Linked DNA regions of Mus musculus: region 1 is linked to region 2. The links are chromatin loops, found by intact Hi-C in ENCODE. Cell type or tissue: left cerebral cortex. All regions are shown on one strand. Links, peaks and the distances in the headings refer to the core of each region. The heading gives the core; the rest is flanking DNA.

Region 1 (4,113 bases), core at 514-3,013, 96 kb before region 2:
AGGAATGATGATAGCCAATGATAGCCCTTGTCTGATGCTTGCCTTCTCCATCCATAGAGACCCAGGCGCTTGCCCTGGGTTGACTTTAATCCATCTCCTTTGATCCCTGGGTCATCTGCCCCTAAAGTAGGAGGCACGTTGTACCCAGGGTCCTCCCTCCTCCCACCCCATCTGTCCTTCCTTCCCACTTCGGAGTCAAGAGTGCTGGTTGGAGGAAAACTATGAGCTGCTAAATTGGAGTGTCCTGTGAGGATTAACTCTTGGTGTAGGGATTATCTGGGTTTTATTGGAGGGGAAGGCACTTAATCTGTGTGGCTGATTTAGCCTGGCATGGACTGGGGTTCAGTGGCTTTTCTCTATGGCATCCCCTCTGTATGTGATGCTGACTCTTACTGCCTCATTACTTCACCCAAAAGATGTGTTGCTAGGAACTGTAGGGGTGAGGAGACAAGGAAGTAGCCGCTATTACTATGATCCCCATTTCCCAAACAGGCACACAAAGGGCAAATGATTTGCCCAAGGTGGACTAGCTAGTAAGTGGCAGGATTGGGCTTTGGACCAGGCAGTCTGGCTCCAGAGTTGATGTTCTTAATCACTATTCAGTAAATGGGCTGTTCCTTGCCTGGGGGCAGGGGCAGGGAGAAGGAGTCTGGCATGTGTGGGATATTTGTTGCTCGCCTGACCTTGTGCTGAGCATTTCAGAGCTGGTTTCTTTGAATCTTCGCAAAGGGCCTGTTGTCCATCTTACAGGTGAAACGGCTTTCTCCTCTATAGAGGTGCTGCCCGAGAGGTGGGCAAAGTCACTTGGTCCTCCTGGGAGGACTGCTGAAGCCACTGTGCCCTGGCTCTGCAGAGCCCACCTCTGCCCTCCCCCGGCCTGCTTTGTTCTCCTACTCCAACTCATACACCTGTCTCAGAACCCTCTGCGCGCATGCCTCTGCCTTGCCTAGCCACTCACGGAGAGACTTCAGCCTTATTTTTACTGTTGTATCCCAGACTACATGGTTGAACCAAGGTGTGATATTTTTATAACTGTGTGATTTGTTGGTGAAATCCTGCTTAGTGTCTAACTTCTGCACTGAAACGTCACCCCTTCCTCTGAGAAGCCTCTCTCACTCCCCAGCATAGGATTAGAAGTCGTGGAGTCACTTGTCACCACGGTCATATCTCTAACTGTGGCTCCCAGCCTCAGCTCAAGGCCTGACACCCATCCGAAGCCTGAAAGAGGATTGTGACTAAACCAACACATACATCAAACATCTTAAACCTCTTCAGGGTGGGAGTGAACTTTTGCTTTGGTGGCTGTGCCGTGTCACCTTAGTTCCACCACACAGCTTTCAAAACACCAGTGTCTCTGGTATGGCTTGGTGAATGGCTGGGTAAAATCACATGGTTACTAAGCATCCTGAGGCCACAGAAAAACAAATGTGTAGAAGGTCCAGGTGGTAGGCATTTCTGGGCAAGCATAAATGTGAGCCAAGACTTGGGGCACTGGGTAGCAACCTGGACATCCCTCAGAACAGCTCTGAGAACTACCCAAACACACCTTCACCCAACACTATCCTCCCCTGGAAAAGAGCCCTGGACCACCACTGATGCTCTGGCCTGGCCTCTTAAAGGGAGGGCATCTGGTCTTGTTCCTACTTTCCAAGGACCACCAACTTTCTACTTGAGACCAGTGTGCCTGGTCTCCTCCCCAGATAGGATCAAGGTTGGAAAAGGACCTGACACCAGAGACCAGTCCCTAGCACATACCTTCTGTGAGTTCTGGTCCCACCCCCACTCCTCAGCTTTTCCTACTCTTCCTGGCCTGTTACCATGACAGCCGGGACTTCCTCTCACAGTCCTTTCTCTCTCCACTTCACCTCTTGCCATCCTTTTTTAACCCTCTGCCTCTGACTCCATCACTGTCCCTCTGACCTGTGGCCCTTCATTAGCCTGGTCACTTTCCCCTTCTCTGGATTCTGTCACAGCACACAGGATCCTGTGGCTTTATTTTTAGCTGCCACTCCCAGCAGCATCCTAAGCCTCTGGGTCCCACACATGCAGCCCTAGCCCAGGCTGAGTTAGGGGTCCTGGCAGGCACTGGAGGAGCTCCAGGGGGTAACTGTTCAGGTTCACATCCCCATTTCTCACCCAGCATCTGAGATTGGTGCCCACTAACAAGCGACCTTCACCGCTGGTTCCTAGGGTTGGGGGATCCTGGGGGCAGAGCTGGCATCGTTGCACACACAGGTCCCAAGTTCAGCCTGGAACACAACGCAGGCTAGATGGCAGTGGGGGAGGGCTAGAGAGAGGAAGGGCTCCAGAAGAGGAATTAGGTCAAGGATGTGGGTGGGTGGGCGAGCGAGCAGAAAGGACAGCATCTACCCCAAGCTTCCTCCTGGCTCCCGCAGCATCTCCACACTTCCCTTCCCTGTCCCCTCCCCCTGGTCCTGGGAGATTTCTTCGCCCTGTATCCCCCTTCCCCATGCCCCCCCACCCCAAGCATGGCCACAGGGGTGGGGGTGGGGTAGGGGGAGGCCAGCTTCAGCTGTCTGAAGGATGGAGGGGCTGGGGAAGCAGGGCTAGGTGCCCAGACGGCCGCGTGTGTGGGAGGGGATGTCCTCAGATGCCCTCCACCCGGCAGTCCCCGCTCTGACGTGGGTGCCCCCCCTCTCCCCGCCCGGATTAGTGGCAGCTTGGCCTGACTCTCCGGGGCTCCTTCCCCCGCCCTGCCTGCTGCCCACCCCTGGGCAGGGGGCTACTCTGCCTGAGGGGTACTGTGCTTGCCCAGGTAAGGGTCTCTGGGGTGGAGAAAGGGCAGCCGGCTGTCAGAGAGTCTGTGCCTGTCAGCAACGAGTGTGTGTCAGCATGTGTGTCAGTTTGTGAGGGGTCGGGGTGGGTGAGGGCTGGGCCCATGTGAGTCTGGGGGTGCTAGTAAGTTTGCCAGGTCCATGATCTGGTCTTGTGACCACACACTGGGTGGCTTCCCCCCCCCCACGAGCGCCCTCCCCCGTGTTTGTGTCTTTTGTGTATGTCCTCAGCTCTGCTCCATCCTCAGGCACAGCACAGCCAGCTGCAAGGACTCTGGCCTGTGGCATAGGCTCTAAGGCAAGGATGGGGAACGTGGTGGAGTGAGGGCAGTACTTCTCCTCACCTTCATCTCCACTAACCCCTAAGCATTCCAGAAGACTGTCCTGAGAGCTCTGGTCTAGCCCAGGCAATATAATCTGACAGGCAGATATGGCGACTGGAGGTGCGGGGGTGGGTATCTGTTCAGCTCCCCTGACACAGTCCCTATCACCTTAGGGGAAGACAGCCACAAGCCCCCAGGACTCAGGACAGCCCCGGGTTCCACTCTGGCCACTACCAGGCCTCAAGCCACAAGACTCTCCCACAAGCCTCTGCTAAGGTAGGCCAGGGAACTTAGATGGGGACCACAGGCACGTGCCACCCCACCACCCTGCCCTGGAGCCAGGAGCCAGAGGTCAGGCTAGACCCCCTGCTGCTCCAGTCCCTGTTAGACCCTCCTCATTCCGCTCCCTCAGCAAACTAAGGTCAGGTCACCTCCAAAGGAGTGGATAAGAAAAGGAGTATGAAAACCCCAGCCATGTAAACAACCCCTGCCAGCCTGCCCACCACAGACTTGGTCTCTGTGAAGGAGAGGAGCAAGGAGGATCTGTATCAACAAGGCCCAAGTCGGAGCAGGCAGCTAGGATGGAAGGACAGACCTCCTCCCCCAAGTACCTATCCTGGTCTTAACAATTGGTGAAAAGCTCCTTGCCTTCACTCCTGTCCCTTAAGTGAAAGACATTGGGCTCTTCATGATACCCCTCAACTTCAGAGATGGTGGAGGGACTTGGGACCAGGCTGTGGCCACCCAAATCCATTCCTTCCACAGCAGTGGGGGGTGGGAGTGAGAGTAAGTGGTGTTGCTTCTGTTTCAGCCTGGGCTCGGAGGCAGGGGAGTAGAGGGGCAGAAGGTGGGTGCTTTTAGAGAAGGGAAGCACCCGTTGGGCGTGTGGGTTTCTGTGTGTGTCTGAATCTGTCTGTCTGTTTGTGTGTGTGCTCTGGAACCACCCCCGCAGAAGAGCAGGGATGCTTCCTCGGGTGGAGGGTGCCCTGTTTGCC
Region 2 (4,113 bases), core at 649-3,148:
TGACCATGAATAGGCTTTCCTCACTGAGGACTGCACTCTCTAGTCCCTGCCCTCACTCAGCTCACAAGACTGACTGCAAACTGGCAGGAAATTCTCCATCTGCAGAGTGGTCAAAAGCAAAGGCTCCAATGCCAGACTCTCTGGCTCCCCCTTCTGCTCCATGTCGTTGGTGCAGACTGTTAACTTCTGTGCTGCTCTCTTTTAAGAAATGAAGCTAACCTAACCTTAGAGTATAATCGTGGTATAAGCAGCAGTCTGGGGACAGCATGTATTTTCTGGGCTTGTAGCTACTGCTGCCATGACAGCCATCCTCCTGGGTGGACACCCAGATGTACCCTGACCCAGAGTAGATGCACTCACAGGAAAGGTCTTTCTAGCTTCCCCCCATCCTCCATGTCAGCTGCCTGTTCCCCAGGGCCTTTTCAGATTTTTTGTTTTTTGGTTTTTTTTCGAGTCAGGGTTTCTCTGTGTAGCCCTGGCTGTCCTGGAACTCACTCTGTAGACAAGGCTGGCCTCGTCAAACTCAGAAATTTGCCTGCTTCTGCCTCCCAAGTGCTGGGATTAAAGGCGTGTGCCACCACATTCGGCCCCAGTTTTTTTTTTTTTGTTTTTTTGTTTTTTAAAGATTTTATAATATAAGTACACTGTTTCTGTCTTCAGACACACCAGAAGAGGGTATCAGATCCCATTACAGATGGTTGTGAGCCACCATGTGGTTGCTGGGGATGGAACTCAGGACCTCTGGAAGAGCAGTCAGTGCTCTTAACTGCTGAGCCATCTCTCCAGCCCCCTCTTCAGGTCTCTTAACACCCTGGTGTTCTTCCTCCAAAGCATTTGCCGGGAATGAAATCAGGGTGCTGGCTTTGTGTTACCACCAGGCTATCCAGGTGACTTCAGTGGGCATGGAGGCAGGTTATCTTGGCTCTTTCTATACAACTGTGACTGATACCAGTGGACCAGGCTGGATGAGCATCATCTGCACCAAGGGCCAAGGAACTGACCAGGAATCAGCTTGTTTATAACCCCCCGGGGCTCATACACGGGGCTTACCAGCAGGTCTTTGCTCGCTTGTTTCTGGCCTAGCCTACAGGGATGCTGCCTTCAATGTCAGGCAGGAGCCTCCTAGCTCCGGTCCCTCCAGGAGCACAGGCCTTTGCCCTAGGATTTACTGTGTGTCCTACTCAAATCAGGTATGAAACCATGCCCACTCCCCAGTGAACAGGTTCCAAAGGTCCCTCAGCATTCTGAGGAGGCCAGGTAGCCAGAGCCATGCAGTGGTCATCCACTGTTTTCCAGCTGTCACTGCCTGTGTCCTGTTAAGTGTCATATGGTCCTTCATCTCATAACTGTAATGGCAGCGTATGCTGCGCTTCCCGCCCCCACACACTCTCCCCTCACCCCTACTCCTGTCCCTGTCCCATATACCCTTGACATTGGCCTGATAAGAACAGGGAAATGGAAGGATCTGACCCAGGTTGGGTTCTAGAGCTCTGCACTTGTAAACCTCAACCTTGCCTGCCTCAAAGAAAAATAGCCTCCTCAGCCCCAGCTCACTGAAACCGTGGCTGAGGCTAGCCCACTAGGCCTTCCCTCAATCCTGGGGTGGAAACCTAGGAAAAGCAACATGGGGCTGGTTTCTTGCTCGTGGTTGCCCTCTGCTGGGCACATGAGCTATCGCAGCAGCGAGGAGACCCATCCAGGGAGGGGGAGGCAGAGGGAGGTTCTGATCATGCAAATTTTATTGTGGCCCTAGGCGAGCTTGCTGGGGGCTCTTCACCAAGAGCCTCCGGAAACTGGAGGGCTGGGTTACAGGGTTACAGCCACACCACCTTATTACATTCAGACTAGGGTGGTGGGGCTGGACACCTGCACCAGAGCACAGCTGCTGGACATCCTGCCTTGGACGCAGAAGATGCTAAGATGAGGTCATTTCTTGGTCACTGGCTTCTTTGCTCTGGGTGTAGATTTCTCCTGTGCAGATAAGAGACTGAAGAGTCTACCAACCCTCCTTGGCCAGGCAGCCTTCCCCAGGGCCAGCCCCAATTTCTTATTGCTCACCTTCTTCCAGGGACTCTTGTCCTGAGGGCTGGGCCTGGAAAGGAATAGGGACAGAGTGGGCAAGAGAGTGCAGCTTCATGCCTTAGCTTCCCGGGACTGGCTATCTCACAGGAAGAGCTTTTGCTGTTTCAACTGGGCCTGGTGCGCAGGCCTGAAATCCCAGTTACTAGGGAGGTTGAAGCAGGAGAATAACCAGTCTATGACCTGCCAGGGCTATACAGTAGTTCGAGGCCAGCCTGGGCAACTTACTGATAACCCTGTTTCTCAAAATCAAACAAAACCACCAACCAAACCAAGCAAACAAAGTCTGGGGCTGCAGCTCAAGTGGTACCCTGTTTGCTAACATGCCAGAAGCCTCGGGTTCGGTGCTGAGTGCTAGTGCGGTGGGGATTTAACTGCATGAATTACCTCACTACTGTTTCATCCTCTTCTTTTTCCACCTTCTTTTTCTGGGAACAAAAACCAAGTGTTATTTGGAAAGCTAATCCAAGACCCCAAGCCAGAACACTGAGTGCTGGGCAGTCCCAGTTGAGAGGTGCAGAGCTCCCGTGGTGGAGGTCTTGGCTTGTCCCAGGTGCCCAACACGGGAGGCCCAGCTCGGGTACCTCATTCTTTCCCCCCACCTTTGCTATGCTCATCTGCTTCTGGGGAGCCACCCTTTTGACTTGTTTGACAGGTATCTCCTCTAGCGATATATCTGCATCCTCATCTTCATCCTCTTCCTCCTCCTCTTCCTCCTCTTCCTCGTCATCTTCCCAGGTCAGGTCCGAAGTCTCTGGAATGGGTAGGCAGGAGTGGCGCACGGTGGGGAAAACCAGAGCATCTGACCTCAAGGCTCAACACCCACCTCCCAATCCAGGCCTCTTGTGGCTCTGACTTTATTCCCAGGCAAGCGCTGGGTTGAGAGGGTTCACCTTCTGCAGTAGGACATATCTGTTCTCTCCCTCCCTGAAAAGTAGAGGCCAGGGTGAAGCAAGGGGCAGGAGAGTTCCCCAGATGTTGGGTGAAGGAGGGCAGGCAGGAGATGGCTGTGTATTTAGAATTGGCTGGGCCAAGGCTGAAGGTGGATGAGCAGGGAAGGAGAGCTAGATGGGACTACAGGGTGGCTTGGCCCTCAAAGGTTGATGTACTGGAAACTTGGTTCCTAGTGTGCCATGCTGAGGTAGTGGAACCTGTTCAGAGGCAAGGTCTAATGTGAGGAGGATCTTTTCTGTGTTTTGAGACAGATTTGTGTGTGTGTGTGTGTGTGTGTGTGTGTGTGTGTGTGTGTAGCCATGGCTGTCCTGGAACTCATTCTGTAGACCAGGCTTGGTCTCTAACTCAGATTCACCTGCCTCTGCCTCCCTAAGTACTGGGACTAAAGGTGTGGAGCACCACCTGCCAGGCTGGGAAGTGGCTTTTAAAGGTGTCAAAGGTAAGTTGCTGTGGCCCGTGTTGTCACTATAGCTTCATGATTACTAGTAGCCATTCTTTGAAATACACCCAAATACTAGTTAGAATAAGAGCTTCCCTCTTGGGTGGAGGGTCTTGAGAATACAGCCCAGGCTCTCTTTGAGCTGAGAGCACAAGCCTGTGCCTCCAGGCTCAGCTCCAGAGTCCTTTGGAAGACCCTGTTTACCCTACAGTATTTTCTGAAGCTGAAACAAGGACCACCTCACTCATGATAAAGGTGAGGCCTGAGGCCCACACAGGGCATGGGAAGGGCTAGAAGAGCTGGGACGACAGCCCTTGGCACAGCCGTTTAGTTCAGGCCACTGGCAATCATTTACTTTGGAGGGTCTGTACAGAAAGTCAAGAATCTCTTGAGGCCTCAGGTACTTAGGCTACAACTTACCATAACATTCCAGGCCACTGAGGAACACAGGTCCTGAGCCAGTCCTGAGCCGAAAAGTTACTGGAGGAGAAAGCTCTATACCTGACACAGTGACCTGCAATGGGAAGAAGACATCAGGGCAACATAGAAGACACAGGTAACTCAGACTGGTCCCCTGGTGGGTGCTGGTCATACAATGCTGCAAAATTCCAGCATTGAGGAACCAGAGGCAGGAGGACTGT

The links. Peaks named below come from ENCODE experiments on the same cell type or tissue, not always from the same donor. Only the 100,000 strongest peaks of a DNase experiment are listed, where the experiment ranks them.
Region 1: it touches region 2 in a loop (7-fold over the local background); 19 of 42 quality-filtered maps call a loop at or near these places.

The regions. Positions count from the first base shown.
Region 1 is chr14:70,549,549-70,553,661 of GRCm38, forward strand. No RefSeq gene overlaps it. Among named protein-coding and RNA genes, the nearest start is that of Hr, 2.6 kb to the right of the region's middle. In left cerebral cortex, for the core only: no CTCF peak of the experiment used is centred there; DNase peaks (open chromatin) are centred at 968, 1,876 and 2,620; H3K4me3 peaks cover 620 bases; H3K27ac peaks cover 1,490 bases.
Region 2 is chr14:70,645,579-70,649,691 of GRCm38, forward strand. It overlaps Npm2 (nucleophosmin/nucleoplasmin 2), which reads right to left. Exons shown (of 9, transcript NM_181345.3): 5 at 3,893-3,986; 6 at 2,682-2,833; 7 at 2,467-2,507; 8 at 2,059-2,092; 9 at 1,724-1,971. The coding sequence ends at 1,927. Gm52133 (a long non-coding RNA gene) reads left to right here and starts at 3,948. Exons shown (of 2, transcript XR_003951181.1): 1 at 3,948-4,028. In left cerebral cortex, for the core only: a CTCF peak has its summit at 1,655 (motif pointing left); a DNase peak (open chromatin) is centred at 1,652.